Linked DNA regions of Homo sapiens: region 2 is linked to region 1. The links are chromatin loops, found by intact Hi-C in ENCODE. Cell type or tissue: dorsolateral prefrontal cortex. All regions are shown on one strand.

Region 1 (8,000 bases):
CTGGGGCCGCAGTCCGTGGTGGCCGCACGCAGACTGTTGGGTGGGCCGAGCAGCTGTCCTGAGGACACGGCAGGAATTCGCGTGTGAACTCCCATTCCGGGTGCCGGCGAGGGACTCCGTGCCTGAGAGTTAGCAGGTGGGACTCGACTCCAGAGGTGGGGCTGGGACACTGGACCTAATTGAGGACTGGCTAAAACAGGGCCAGGGTGCAAGCCACTCTCCGTAAGCCACGCCCACCCGTGCACCATTGTCAGTTTACCGTTGCCATGACAACACCCGGGCGCTCCCGCCCCTTTCCATGGCAATGTGGTCTGATGACCCGGAAAATTACCACCCTTAACCAGAGAGCTGTGTATAACCCACCCCTTAATGTGCACATAATTTAAAGTGGGTATAAATGGGACTGCAAAAGCGCCCTGAGCTGCTACCCTCAGCGCACTGCCTAGCGGGAGCGGCTCCGAGCTGTAACACCAAACACTGCCACCTCAGTAAAGCTGTTCATTCCACCTCCTGCTGGCCCTTGAATCCTGTCCTGGGCAAAGTCAAGAACCCTCGTGGGCTAAGCCCCACTTTGGGGCCCACATGCATCACCTGTGCCCCATGGTTGTTTGAACTGTGGCCTGCCCGGCGATCTGAAGCCCCCTCCCTTCGGATTCATGCTGCAGGAACTGGGCCGGAACCCCAGGGCCGGCAGTGCGTCCGTCGTCCGGAGGCTCTGCCTGGGGCCTCCCTGAGAGGAACCCCCTCCCCAGGTGGCCCCGGGCAGGAATGAGTGACCTGTCCAGGCTGTGTGGTGACCTGCCCGGCTCTGCAGAGCTACACGTATGCTCCCGTGTGTCTGACATGTTCCCCATGTCTCCGGCCCTCAAGGGTGAGCAGGATCTCACGCTTGCATGCTCCCTAAGCACACGCCCCAACTCTGTACCTGTCATCGGGAAATGCGTGCGTCAGGGTGGCGGAGTTTAAGGTCCCGTCCTCGCCGAAACACCCGCAGCTGTGGGCAGTGACGAGGATCATTTTGGGTCCAGAAGGAGGGCACCTCTCTGCCCTGGGGGCTGCTGGAAAGAAACAGGAGGTCAGCAAAGAGCTCAAGTCCCAGTGGATGTTTGGCAACTTCGGCAAATTCGGGAGCCAGTGTCTTGGTTCGAAACAACAGAAGCCCAGCAATGCGGCTGGGGCCGCTGATGGAGTTGGACGGGGCCGCTGATGGCGTTGGACGAGGCCGTTGATGGAGTTGGATGAGGCCGCTGATGGCATTGGGTGAGGTGACTGATGGAGTTGGACGGGGCCGCTGATGGCGTTGGGTGAGGCGACTGATGGAGTTGGATGAGGCCGCTGATGGCGTTGGACGAGGCCGCTGATGGCGTTGGAAGATGCTCACCACCGCTGGAACACAGGCCGAAAAGCAGGAGGCTGGAGTAAGAGCCTGCGGGAAGGAAGTGTGTGTTTCGCTGGAGACCCAGGCTCGGGCCCCTGCACCTGCAAATCCTCACTACCCTTCCCTGAGGGGCACATTCAGGGCCTCTCCCGCCCCTCATTCCCGGTGCTTCCCACTGCGGCTCTACCATAAGGAAAGATCTGGAAGGCTGGGGTAGAGCAGGAGAAACAGCAGAGGCCAGAGGGCACCAGGCCGGCTGGGGCATCCGAGATGCCGGGAGATTTCTGCTGACCTGGAAGAAGCACCAAGGCAGGTCTCGACAGGGCAGCCAGCTTCACGGAGCTCCACACGGTGGATTTGGGGTTCCCGGACCTGAGTCACTTCCGTCTCCACGTCCCAGAATGCTCATTGTGTGAATGAATTAATGAATGCATGAAGGAATGATGCTTGTCTCCAACCTAAAAGTACAGCAGGCTGCACGGACATTCACGAAGGGGGTCCTTGCGGGGGAGCCGTTATCAGGCAGTATTTCCGGTCGGTAGAGTAGAGGACTCGTTCAACAGTGATGCTTCTTTAAAAGGAGAGAAGGAGGAGGGAAAGGATGAAACCACAGGCAGCCCAAGTGATTATTCTGGCCAGCGTTGAAGGAGGCTCTGGCGGGCCCCGAGAGGGGAGTGACCCCAGCCGTGATTCCAGCGTGCACACCCGCCCGTGTGCAGAGGAGAGGATGCCAGCGTGCACGCCTGCCCATGTGCAGAGGAGAGGATGCCAGCGTGCACGCCCGCCCGTCTGCAGAGGAGAGGATGCCAGCGTGCACGCCCGCCCGTGTGCAGAGGAGACTATGCCAGCGTGCACGCCCACCTGTGTGCAGAGGAGAGGATGCCTGTGTGCACATTTGCCCGTGTGCAGAGGAGAGGATGCCAGCATGCACACCCACCCATGTGCAGAGCAGAGGATGCCAGCGTGCACATTTGCCCATGAGCAGAGGAGAGGATGCCAGCGTCATGTTCGCCCGTGAGCAGAGGAGAGGATTGCAAACCGACAGCTGAAATCTGGTGTATTAAAGGCGGCTGTTGGGCACGGTGGCTCATGCTGTAATCCCAGCACTTTGGGAGGCCAAGGTAGGAAGAGGATCACTCGAGCCCAGGCATTCAAGACCAGCCTGGGCAACATAGTGAGACCCCATCTCTACTAAAAATTTAAAAATTATCAGCACCATAAGACAGGTGAAAAAATTAGCTGGGTGTGGTGGTGCACGCCTGTAGTCCCAGCTACTTGGGAGGCGGAGGCGGGAGGATCGCTTGAGCTCAGGAGTTCAAGGCTACAGTGAGCTATGATTGCGCCATTGCACTCCAGCCTGGGCAACAGAGAGAGACCCTGTCTCAAAACCAAAACCAAAACCAAAAACAAAAAAAGATGGCTTCAAATTCTTGGCTGTCTTTCCTGTGGAAAAGGGGAGTCTAACCCCCTCCCCTTGATGCTGGGCTGGCTTAGGTACACACTTGACAGACAGAATGCAGTGGAATGATGTCGTAGGTTACCCAAGACTGGGTGCTCCAAAGCCTTACAGCTTCCACCACAGCCTCTGGGAGCCCTGCTCCCGGGATGCTCTTCTTGGGGCCCAGCAGCTGTGCTCTGAGACGCATACCCAGCCAGCGCAGCCCCAGCCTCAGCCAGCACAGCCGTGAATGCCCAGTGTCAACAGCTGCCATATGACTGTGCCATCTTGGACGTCCCGCCAGCTGGGTCTTCCGATGAGGTCACCCCTGCCTCCATCTGGATGCAACCCCAGGGGAGACCCCGAGTGAGAACCGCCCGGCTGAGCCCCTCCAACCCCCGAACTGTGAAGGGTAACAACAAATTGTGGTTTAAGTCGCTGACTTCAGGAATGGCTTCTCAGTTATCACCAGTTCTCGCTACTGAAATTAGTACGTCAGTAGAGCCCTTCCTTGCCTAGACAACAGAGCAATGGCGGTGGCTCTCCCGGCCGCTCCACCGCCAGCAGGACGACTGCGGTGACAGGTGGAAAGGCAGATATCTTTAGTTGCTCTAGGTTTTACAACCATTGACAAGAAACTGGTGCTTACAGGCTCAATCTGGCCCAGAGACAAATTTGTGTTGGCCTGTGCAGTGTTTTTTTAAACATTTGGATTACTTGTTGATATTTTATAGTCAGGAGATTTCACATAAAAATCTGGGTCGCTGGCCAGGCGTGGTGGCTCACGCCTATAATCCCAGCACTTTGGGAGGCTGAGGCAGATGGATCACTTGAGGTCAGGACTTCAAGATCAGCCTGGCCAACATGGTGAAACCCCATCTCTACTAAAAATACAAAAATTAGCCGGGTGTGGTAGCAGGTGCCTGTAATCCCGGCTACTGGGAGGCTGAGGCATAAGAATCACTTGAACCCAGGAGGCAGAGATTGCAGTGAGCTGAGATCACGCCATTGTACTCCAGCCTGGGCCACAGAGCAAGAGCCTGTCTCAAAAAAAAAAAAAAATCTGGATCTGTTAATTCTCTTTAAAAATCTGACATCCGGCCACACTGGACCTGCAGCCCTGTCTGGCCCTACCCAGCTGGAGCTGAGAGGCAGATGCCCCTTCTGGTGTGAAAGGCTTCCCAGCTTTCTCAGCCCCTGCCCTGCCCTGCTCTCGGCTTCTCAGCCGTCTCTGCAGGCACTCGGGGGCTTCTGAGTTGGCAGCCTCGGCTTTAATGGTCTTGAAACTGAGAGAATGGGTAGCTGTGGCTGATTCAGACAATCACCCATTATTCACTGCAGAGCAAGGCCCCTCCCAGCTGAGCCCAAGGACCCGTGTAGGAAAATCATGAAAATGTGTGTGGGGGGCGTGGATCGTGGGTGCGTCTTCACAGAGAGCAGATCAAGGCCGCACGCGCGGTGTTCTCACCCCTGAACAGAGGAGATGGCATCACCGAGTCGCGCGGCGTGTTCTGAGTGTTGAGTATGTGCCGGGCGTCCTGGGAGCCCCCCACGCACACCGCGTGTGACCCAACCGCACCCCGGCGGGGGGATTCTGCCAGCCACGCCCTCCACATCCACGCCGGGGTCATCGGCTGAGGACAGGTGTGGGGACCGGCGAGGGGCAGACGCTGCCTCCCGCAGCTGGGAGGCTCTGCCAGCTGTGCCTCCACCATGGGTGTGCCCGACTCCGCGATCCCAGTCTTGCGAGCACAACTTCCAGTGTTTTCCGCTTTCTGACCCTCTGTCCACTCCCTGGTTGACGACTCGGATTTTACCTTCTTGGGTGTTTTGCGGGCTGTGGGAGCCAGGCCCCGCAGTGGCACATCTGCTGAAGGCCGTTACGGCTGATTTTCGTGATCTTGGGGGGCTCACCCGGCTCTCCGGCAGTGTGGTTTTGTGTTGGGAACAGCTGCTTCCCGGAGGTTCTACAGGCTCTCTGCAGAGTCCCCAGGAGGGGTGCTGGGGTCAGATGCTGGCTGCCCCTCCGCAGGAGCCCCCACGCGCTCCTGCACAGGCTTCCCGGAAAGGCTCTGAGGAGGGGCATGTGGGGAGGGGCCTGCTGGTGTCTGTGGGGAGAGCAGAGCGCTGCGCAGGGTGCCCTGACCACTGACAGAGTGTGTGGGGGTCGGGAGGGGAGGTGAGGGGGGCTGTGCAGATTCACATAAAACAGCGCCTTGCACGTCCTCCGGGACGAAACTCAACCCGAGGGAAGGTATCGCTTTCATAGCGCTGTAAAATGTATTTGAAAGGGTCTCCTTGGCAACCTGGATCTTTTTCACTTTTCCTCTGTGATCAGCCAAATTTGGTAAGTCAGTGTGACCCCGGGGTGCAGGGATCAGAGGCTCGGAACCGACGCGCTTCGCAGCTTATTGCGGTTTCCAGCTGTGGACCGCACGTCCAGGGCGGCCACCGACAGCATCAGACAGGTGCGGCGGGGCCCGGCCGGTGGGGCGGCTTCTCGGCAGGCGCTGGAGGCTCAGTGGCTGCCCTCGTGGCCGCCGTTTGTTTTTCTTGAAGCAGCGCGTGGAGGAGATGCCGGTCCCTCGCTCTCCCTGGGGCCGGCGTCCTGCCCTGTCTGCTCACTGTCATTCTTCCTCCAGCAGTTTCTAAAGCACATTGTTTTGTAAATCACGGCCTTGGTGGGTCGCAGATGCCCTGTGCATGAGGCCTCATCCCTGTAGGGCCACGGAGCTCCCGCCTCACCTTTCTCTCCTCCCGCCTACCCTCCACCTGGGGCCTCCTGCTCCCCTCGGCTCTCCAGGGTGGACGCCAGTGAGGGCTGGCCCAGTCTGCAATGGCAGCCTGCTGTGCCTTGCTCCCACTCCGCCCGAAGATGTGATTGTTTTGGGAGCTGATTTCCCTCAGGTGTGGGGACCCCAGCCCCGCACAGGTGTGGAAAACAGCCCCTGCTCACACCTGTGAGGCATGAATACCTGCAGGCCTCGGGGGCAACTCCACTGCAGAGCTGAGCTGGGCGCCATGGAGGCAGCTGGGAAGGCAGGGCCAGGCTGCAGGAACCCCAACTCCCGAGACCCCCGCGGGTCTCTCTGCAGGAGCAGGCCCCTCCTGGGTGGAGGCTGCTTTTCCTTGTCCCCAACCCCACGGGGTCACGCCCGCTGTCTCTGAAGCTGTGGGGAGCTGCCAGCCCCTCAGACACCCGATCCCCACAGCTGTTGGAAAATATTCTCAGCAGACTGGAGCGGTCACTCCTCCGCAGGCCTGTGGGTTGTGAACCTTGGGAGCTGCAGACATGGAGATGGAGAGCTATGGTACCCACCGCACCCTGTGCGTCAGCGGGAGCCCTGAGCCCCAGGGCCTGGGCGTCCTGCGTCCTTGTGAGGCCTGCACCTGCCGTCAGCCTCGGGGTGAGGGGAGCTGGATATTTCTAGGGGCTCTTACCAAAGGTTGGGGGGCAGCCCCAGGCCCCAGGAGCTCTAAATGGGGACAGAGTCCTCGGTCCTGTGGCAATGGGAGCAGAAGTGTCATCTCTGTGCCCTGCCTCCGGCGGACACCCGGCTCGCTCCCCAGTGAGAGTGGCGTCCAGGGCCTAGCGGAGAGGCGGCAGTGTGTGCCAGGGCTGTGCGGGCTCCCGGAGGCGGGGACGGTCCAGCTGTTCCGTCACCTCACCGCGGACGGGAAAGTGGAGCGGCATTCGGCCGGGGCTGGGTGGGGCGGTGCCCGCCCGGGCACCATCTCAGGTTCCCTGCGCACATTCCTCCATCTGGGGCCGCACGCCTGCTTTTCCAGGCCCCTGGAGTTCCCCTCCCGGAGACCTCCCCACAGCCTGGGGGCAGCTGGACCCCGGGAGCCGGTTCCCCGTAAAAATCCCGAGACCGAAATTCCCCAGCTTCCTCCTATACGGGGCGGCAGCGGCCTGGGAGGTGTTGCTATGGGAATGCTAGAGTGGATTTATCTCCTCTCTTAGCAAATTAATTTTATGAATGTCCACAACGTTGAAACAACTGCAAAACAACACGTTGCAAAGCTGCCCTTGGGCCTGGGAACTTTTCCTGGCTCATCAGAGCCCCGCGCCTCCTCCCCGCCGACGCCTGAACCAGGGGACGGCCCATTGTTCAAAATCCACGGGTCGCTGCTGGATGCTTTTAGGAAAGGGACCCCTGCAAAACAGCACCCCTGGAGGACCCCGTGCACACCCCGTCATCGGGTGGGGTCAGCTGGGACCCAGCCTGTACCGCGAGGCTCCTGGCTGGGGTCTCGGACAGACCCGGCCTGCGCTGCGAGGCTCCTGGCTGGGGTCTTGGACAGTGCCGGTGCCACATTTTGAAGCGTTGCTGCTTACTCGTGGTGCTGCTTACTTGTGGTGGCCCTTTCAGTTCCTACTTGTCGCTCTTTTGGGGCCGCCTTCTGGAGGAGGCTCTGCTGGAGTGCCGGAGCCACAGGGGCCTAAGCCATACATGTTTCCCAGGCATCAGCTCCGGTCCCGGGGCTGGAGAGATGCCGTGGGCCGCAGACACGCCCTGTCCTCTCTCCGGCTGGCGTTCTAGGGGCGTGAGATGCTTTGGAAGGACATGAGGGCTTGGAAGAGACGTGAAGCAGGACCCGACACAGAGAGTGCTGGGAGTGGTGTCGCTTGGGCTGCAGGGAGGGTGGTGGGGGCCGTGGGGCAGGGGCCTGGATACCGGGAGGGAGGGGGCTGCAGGCAGCGGTCCAAGGTGGGAGAGCGGGCAGGGTGAGTCTGGGGGGCTCCGGTTGCAGAGCTCTGCTGACCGGGGTTGGAACGCCAGCGTTACTCTGGGTGTGACGGCCGCAATGGCCGGAGTTGGGGGCTGATTTGCAGAGGAGGGAGATAGTCCAGCTGCTTTGCCGAGGGCCGTGCCACGTGGCGAATAAACCAGACAGGAGCAGGCCGGCCACAGCACAGGGCAGTCACCCTGAGGGGACGGCGGGGGATGAGGGAGGGCTCGGGGACTGCTGGGCAGGCAGTGGGGGGACGGGTATTGAAGTAGGAGTAGGAGTCTGCCAGATGGAGGGCATCCTGACAGCCTCGGGGACACAGGAGCGCGGGAGGGTGGGGCGAGGCTACGCAAGAGCGGAGCTGCAAACCCTGGGCAGGGAAGGCTCCCAGGCCCCCCGAGCTCCTTGACGGGGGGTATGAAAGTCGCTTTATAACATTCTGCCTGG
Region 2 (8,000 bases), 180 kb before region 1:
TCAGAGAGACACGCCTGCGAAGCCGTCCCCATATGAGAGAGACACGCCTGCGAAGCCGTCCCCATATGATCAGAGAGACAAGCCTGCGAAGCCATCGCCATATGATGACAGAGATACGCCTGTGAAGCCGTCCCCATATGATGAGAGACACGTCTGTGAAGCCGTCCCCATATGATCAGAGAGACATGCCTTCGAAGCCATCGCCATATGAGAGACACGGCTGCGAAGCCATCGGCATGGTGGGGGTGACAGCTGCGTCCTTCGCCCGGCTTCCTCTGCTCCTCTGCACTGCAGCCCCCAAGGCACCCCGGCACCCCTGGATCTGTCCCGTGACTGAGCTGCACTTTCTAGAGCCTGACACAAGTGGAAGCCTCTCGTTCACTCTCCTCCCTTCTCCGCTTCTTTCACTCTGCATCGTTTTCTGAGGCCCGCCTGTGCCCGCTCCTTTCTGAACCTGGGAAGTGGCCTGTTCTGGGGAGATGCCAGTTTAGTGCCCGCTCCTCTGTGGAGAAGCATTCAAATGGTGTCCAGGGCAAGTCTGTGTGGCCTGGGCTTTCACTGTGCCGGGACAAATACCAGCTGTGGAAGGGCTGGGCCACAGGGAAGGTGCACGTTTAACTGTTTTAGAAACTGTCCAACCATTTTCCAAAGTGTTTGAGCCAGTCCGCGCTCCTTCCCACTCTCAGCGGCACGCGGTACGCTCAGTCTTGAATTGAAAGCAGTCCGAGAGGCACAGTGGCATTTCCGTGTGCTTTTCCTTTGCATTCCCCGATGACTAACGACGCCGAGCGTCTTCTTCACAGGCTTGTTTGCCGCCTATCTTCCCTGGTAAAGGGTCTTTCCAAATTGTTTTCTGCCCATTTAAAAAAATGGATTGTTTTCCTGCTGAGTTTCAAGAGCTCTTCCTATACTCTGGAGATAAATCCTTACATACATCATCTCCAAACATCTCAGTCTTTGGTTTGTCTTTTCGTTTTTTCAACAGGCCTTTGAAAAAGCAGAAGTGTTCATTTTGATGAAGTCCACACATTGCTTTACCCTGTTACAGAGCGGTCTTTTGAGGACGCACCCAGGGAAGCGTGGCCCGGCCCACGGTCACGAAGCCTTCGTCCTAGCTCTGCGGTCTTTTGAGGATGCACCCAGGGAAGCGTGGCCTGGCCCGCGGTCACGAAGGCTTCGTCGTCACTCTGCAGTCTTTTGAGGATGCACCCAGGGAAGCGTGGCCCGGCCCGCGGTGACAAAGGCTTCGTCATCACTCTGTGGTCTTTTGAGGACGTATCCCGCGAAGTGTGGCCCGGCCCGTGGTCACGAAGGCTTCGTCGTCACTCTGCAGTCTTTTGAGGATGCACCCAGGGAAGCGTGGCCCGGCCCGCGGTGACAAAGGCTTCGTCATCACTCTGCGGTCTTTTGAGGACGTATCCCACGAAGTGTGGCCCGGCCCACTGTCACAAAGGCTTCGCCCTAGCTCTGCGGTTCTGGGCTTTACCTTCAGATCCCTGACGCATCTGGGGTTAATTTTTTGACTCCAAGTTCACTTTCTGGTGTATGAGTGATCCTATCATTTACAGTATCCTTATTAAAAGATGCCATTAAATGGTCTTTGAGCCTTCATCAAGTCAGTGGTCCGCGTGCGGGCGCCTGTTTCTGGACGCTCTCGTTCTGCTCATCGGTCTGAAAGCCAACACCACGTGGCCCCATGACTGTGGTTTTGTGAGTCTTGCACCCAGGACCTGCTGCCATTCAGCTTCACTCCTCCCCAGTGTTTCGGCAGCTGTGGGTCCTTTGCACGCCCACGAGAATTTCACAATCAGTTTGTCGATTTCTACAGAAAAGCCTTCAGGGACTTTGATGAAAAGATTCTGATCTTCAAAATTCAGGCCGGGCACGGTGGCTCATGCCTGTAATCCCAGCACTTTGCGAGGCCAAGGCAGGCGGGTCACCTGAGGTCAGGAGTTCAAGACCACCCTGACTAACATGGTGAAACCCCGTCTCTACTAAAAATAGAAAAAATAAGCCGGTCGTGCTGGCGAGCGCCTGTAATCCCAGCTACTCAGAGGCTGAGGCAGCAGAATCACTTGAACCCAGGAGGTGGGGGTTGCAGTGAGCCAAGATTACACCACTGCACTCCAGCCTGGGCGACAGAGTGAGACTCCATCTCAAAAAAAAAAAAAAAAAAAAATTCAGAACAACTGTAAAGATAGAAATGAAACCATGATATGTCAGGATTTAAAGGGTCTTTTTCTATTTTTAGAGAAAGGGTCTCACTCTGTCACCCAGGCTGGAGTGCAGTGGTACGATCACAGCTCACTGCAGCACTGACCTTCTGGGCTTAAGTAACCCTCCTGCCTCGGCCTCTCAAAGTGCTAAGATTACAGGTGTGAGCCACTGCATCCAGGCTAAAGGGTATGTTTTAATAAGAACAGCTTGTACCAGGACACCCCATTTTTAACCTTTTTCTGGTTATTTTTCTGTTTTTATCCTGTATTATGGAATTAGTTCCAAATAATTAAAATTCTGCTGGCTGTTTAAATGATCCTGTCATCATTTTGTAAAAAACAAAAAAGCCAGGGTGCAAACACACCTCTCTTCGTTTTTTTTTGAAATGCAGTCTCGCTCTGTCATCCAGGCTGGAGTGCAATGGTGCGATCTCAGCTCACTGCAACCTTCACCTCCTGAGTTCAGGCAATTCTCCATTCTCATGTCTCAGCCTCCTGAGTAGCTGGTACTACAGGTGCATGCCACCACACCTGGCTAAGTTTTGTATTTTTAGTAGAGATGGGGTTTCACCATGTTGGCCAGCCTGGTCTTGAACTCTTGACCTCAGTATTACAGGCATGCGCCACCACGCCCAGCTGCACCTTTCTTCCTGATGACGATCCGCTCTGGAAAGTTTGCAAAATGAGAGATGCGTGACCAGGAACAGCCGGGGAGGGGTCTGCTGACAGCTGAACAGAGCTTTGTGGGCACCTGGGCTTCTGGGTGTTTCCAAAGAAATACTGGCCGGTGCTGGGCAGGGGTACGCAAGGCCTGGACACAGGCTGGGACTGGTTTAAGGCCTGTTAGGAACTGGGCCCCACAGCAGGAGGTGAGCAGATGGTGAAGGAGTGTGACCGCCTGAGCTCCACCTCCTGTCAGATCAGTGGCGGCATGAGATTCTCAGGGGAGGGCAAACCCTCCTGTGAACTGTGCGTGTGAGGGACCTGGGTTACGTGCTCCTTATGAGAATTGAATGCCTCATGATCTGAGGTAGAACAATTTCAACCTGAAACCACCCTGCTCCCTGCCCCACCCATGGAAAAATTGTCTTCCACAAAACCAGTCCCTGGTGCCAAAATGGCAGGGGACCGCTGGTACAGTCAAGCGTTGCTGAACGGTGGGGGGTGCGTTCTGGGAAACACGTCATTGGGTGATTTCGTTGCCGTGTGAACGTACTACAGTGACGTACACAAGCCTAGATGGCGCAGCCTCCTACGTGCCTGGCTGTGCGATGCCTGGGCTGTGCGATATAGCCTGTGAGGCTCCTAGGCCACGAACCTGTGCAGCAGGTGACTGCACTCAACACGCAGAAACTGTAGCACAGACAGTGAGTGAGTGTTTCCAAACACAGAAAAAGGAGAAACACAATGTTACTATCAGAGGGGACCACCCTCCTCCACGTGGTCCTTATGGACTCAAACGCTGTTACTCAGCACATGCTTCTGAACATGGTTCTGAAGCCTGTTTTTCTATACTTAATATTATAGCAGACATAGGCTGGGCACCGTGGCTCACACCTGTAATCCTAGCACTTTGGGAGGCCAAGGCGGGTGGATCACCTGAGGCCAGGAGTTGGAGACCAGCCTGACTGATATGGTGAAACCCTGTCTCTACTAAAAACACAAAAATTATCCAGGTGCGGTGGTGCGCGTCTGTAATCACAGCTACTCGGGAGGCTGAGGCAGGACAGTAGTTGCCTGAATCTGGGAGGCGGAGGTTGCAGTGAGCTGGGATCGCACCACTGCACTCCAGCCTGGGTGACAGAGCAAGTCTGCCTCAAAAAAAGAAAAAGAAGTTCCTTCTTCTGTAACACCCCCGGCTAACTCAGAGTGGGCCAATGCTCGTGGGACCTTGCTGGCTTCAAACAATGTTAACCAGCTTTTCCAGCCCATTTGCACAACGTAACGTTTCTGACAATTTCCATTCAAGCTTCCATCTTTCCAAACACATGGATGAAACACACAAGCAAAGCAGAATGGGTGCGAGCTCCAAGGCAGAACAGGAGAATGAAGGGGGAAGGCTGTCACGTGGCAGCGTTCATCCACAGGGAACCCTGCTCACTTCTAAGTCAGGCTTTAAGAAGAGCCAACTCTGTCCTCCTGTGTGAAAAGCTCTGGCCGGCCACTCACCAGCATCGAGACGCTTTCCTTTACGCTCAGGCATTGCCAAGGAAAACAATCTTAACAGAGGGATAATCTCAAAGCAGAAAGGACTCTGGAGCCGCTGTCACCAAGCCATCTGCTGCTGGCGGCTGGCAGTGTGATTGTCAGATACACACCAGGCGTGAACGTGTGCTTCCGTGTGAGAAGGGCACTCTGTTCAGGGAAATGACCGACTTGAGGACGGTAAGTGGTGCCCTCCCAACCCTCCCAGCACGAAGCTTGGTTTTTAAGGCGGAGGTTTCAGTGCTGTTAATGGAAACTTACGCTGTGTCTGCAAAGCTAACAACAAATTATATGGTACGAATTATATTTCCACATGGTGTGTACCTTATTTTCTTAGGAAACAGGAAAACTGGACTCTGATGAAACTTCAGATCCAGGCCCATGTGAATTCCTTATTGATAGGTCATTACCTCTGAGCACCGTCTGCATTAGCAGTGGTCTGAAAATATTACCGAACTTTGCCTGTTCACGCACTCGGCAACCCAACCACACGGTTGGACTGTCCGTTCTTGCTGGTAAGACAGGACACGCAGCCACTCATCAGCTCGCTGGGTGCTCACAGAGCCACTAAGCCTGGCTCACCGCCTCTGGGTGCAGAGGATGGCAGCAGACAGACTGGCCCCTGGAGCGAGCGGTGAGGTGAGCACAGGGCCCGAGTCCACCGAGGAGAAGGAGCACCTCCACTGTGGTAGGGGGCAGGAGGAAACAGAGCAGGGGGGATGGGGGCGGCAGCTGCCGGAGCTCTGAGGAGAGGAGCGGGAGCTGGAGCTGAGGCCTGGCTGTGGAGCCTAAAACAGTCTGATGAGGGACCTGCATCCAGAGCACGGAAGGGGTCCTCAAACTCCGCACTCAGAAACACAGAACTCGATTTAATGGATGGCAGTTCTGAATGGCCACCAAAGACGACGTACGGGTGCACAGAAGCACACCACAGCACAGGAAAAGGCCCCAATGTCCTCTCATTAGGGAATCGCAAAGTAAAACACCATGGGCCACCACTGCACACTAGCCGGACACGCTGAAACCAGCAAACCCCACCAACACCGTGGGCCACCACTGCACACCAGCCGGACACGCTCAAACCAGCAAACCCCACCAACACCGTGGGCCACCACTGCACACCAACTGGACACACTGAAACCAGCAAACCCCACCAACCCTGTGTGACAACACTGCACACCAGCCGGACACGCTGAAACCAGCAAACCCCACCAACACCGTGGGCCACCACTGCACACCAGCCGGACACGCTCAAACCAGCAAACCCCACCAACACCGTGGGCCACCACTGCACACCAACTGGACACACTGAAACCAGCAAACCCCACCAACCCTGTGTGACAACACTGCACACCAGCCGGACACGCTGAAACCAGCAAACCCCACCAACACCGTGGGCCACCACTGCACACCAGCCGGACACGCTCAAACCAGCAAACCCCACCAACACCGTGGGCCACCACTGCACACCAACTGGACACACTGAAACCAGCAAACCCCACCAACCCTGTGTGACAACACTGCACACCAGCCGGACACGCTGAAACCAGCAAACCCCACCAACACCGTGGGCCACCACTGCACACCAGCCGGACATGCTGAAACCAGCAAACCCCACCAACACCGTGGGCCACCACTGCACACCAGCCGGACACACTGAAACCAGCAAACCCCACCAACACTGTGGGCCACCACTGCACACCAACTGGACACACTAAAAACAGCAAACCCCACCAACCCTGTGTGACAACACTGCACACCAGCTGGATACACTAAAAACAGCAAACCCCACCAACCCTGTGTGACAACACTGCACACCAGCCAGACACGGTAAAAACAGCAAACCCCACCAACACCGTGGGCCACCACTGCACACCAGCCGGACACGCTGAAAATAGCAAACCCCACCAACACCCTGTGCCACCATTGCACACCAGCTGGACACACTAAAAACAGCAAACCCCAATACCGTGTGTCAACACTGGACACCAACACCGTGTGCCAACACTGCACACCAACCGACACACTAAAAACAGCAAACTCCACCCCACACGCTGGCCTGACTGCAGCACCTGGAAATCTCATCCAGTGCCCGTGGGGATGCGACATGGCGCGAAGGGTGTGGAAAACAGTGTGTGGTGAGTTTCTAACAAAGTAAGGACTGTACCTATGGCCCAGCAACCCCACGCCTGAGTGTTTATCCAATAAAACACTCTCACAAAAACCAGTCTGCAAGTGTTTACATCAGCTTTACCTGTGATGGCCAAAAACTAGAAAGGACCCGAATATGCCCCTGCTGGTGACCAGATGGTCCATCCACGGGAGGGAACGTGACTCACGCGAAGAAGGAAAGTGCTGCAGACACAGGTGCCATGCATGAGCCTCCGACACAGAGAGGAAAGAGCAGACGCCAGCGGCCACGCTCCCACAACCTCATGCAAGTGACATCCTGGAAGGGACACACAGGACGCAGCCCACAGCAGCAGTGCCAGGGCCCATGAGCAGTTCTGGGCGGTGGAGATGCCCACATGCAGGGGACAGAGGCGGTGCTGCTCAAAACTCACAGAGCTGCAGCCCTGAAGGGTGAATGCAGCGTGGTCCCGGGGGAAGGGCTATCACAGACCCTGGGCAGGGTGGGCAGGGGGTGGCAGGATGGTAAGGACGTCACAGACCCTGGGCAAGGTGGGTGGGGGGTGGCAGGACCGTAAGGAGGGCGTCACAGTCCCTAGGCACGACGGGCGGGGAAAAGGGACGACACAGAGCCTGGGCACGGCGGGCGGGGGAAAGGGATGACACAGACGCTGGACAGGGCAGGACGGTAAGGAGGGCGTCACAAACCCTGGGCATGTTGGGTGGGGGGCAGCAGGACGGTAAGGAGGGCGTCACAGGCCCTGGGCATGTTGGGTGGGGGGCAGCAGGACGGTAAGGAGGGCGTCACAGGCCCTGGGCATGTTGGGTGGGGGGCAGCAGGACGGTAAGGAGGGCGTCACAGGCCCTGGGCATGACGGGCGGGGGAAAGTGAGGACACAGAGCCTGGGCCCAGCGGGCAGGGGGGGGCAAGACAGTAAGGAGAGCGTCACAGACCCTGGGCACGGCAGGCGGGGGGTGGCAGGACGGCAGGGAGGGTGTGTGCTTGGCAATACAGGGCCAGTGCAAACTTCTGAGGAAGAGACTCAAAAAATCTTCTGATCTGACATTTAAAATACTGTAGAAAAAAATCTGAGAAATCGTATTTAAAATTCAAATCTACAGACTGGAGAAAAGTAATTTGAGGAGAAAATGCCAAAAATCTAACACAACGTAGTGCTTATGCGACTGACTGACTGTCATTCAATTCTAAATTTACTCTGCTCCACTTGAAACAAAAGTTCTGTGCCTAACGACACTCTCTACGCCTCGGCACGGATAACTAACTGTGTTTTTGTAATTATCAGTCAGGAACATTCCCAAGTCCTTGAACCAATTCTAAATCAGGCAGCCTCCAAAGAGCCTGTGTTTCCACCACAGGGAGGAAGCCCCTTCCGGGAACCTACTAGCAGGGCCAGACAGTTGGCGGGGTAGGGCAGGATGTGTATGTAC

What was found. Peaks named below come from ENCODE experiments on the same cell type or tissue, not always from the same donor. Only the 100,000 strongest peaks of a DNase experiment are listed, where the experiment ranks them.
Region 2: it touches region 1 in a loop (1.9-fold over the local background); 2 of 110 quality-filtered maps call a loop at or near these places.

The regions. Positions count from the first base shown.
Region 1 is chr7:570,326-578,325 of GRCh38, reverse strand. All of the region lies in intron 9 of PRKAR1B (protein kinase cAMP-dependent type I regulatory subunit beta), which reads left to right. Among named protein-coding and RNA genes, the nearest start is that of PRKAR1B-AS2, 12 kb to the right of the region's middle. RefSeq lists enhancers at 4,672-5,441, 5,442-6,210. In dorsolateral prefrontal cortex, no CTCF peak of the experiment used is centred here; a DNase peak (open chromatin) is centred at 3,069; H3K4me3 peaks cover 760 bases; H3K27ac peaks cover 1,006 bases.
Region 2 is chr7:745,750-753,749 of GRCh38, reverse strand. The region is part of intron 4 of DNAAF5 (dynein axonemal assembly factor 5); the gene reads right to left. Among named protein-coding and RNA genes, the nearest start is that of PRKAR1B, 22 kb to the right of the region's middle. RefSeq lists an enhancer at 726-1,925. In dorsolateral prefrontal cortex, no CTCF peak of the experiment used is centred here; DNase peaks (open chromatin) are centred at 4,304 and 4,459; H3K27ac peaks cover 742 bases.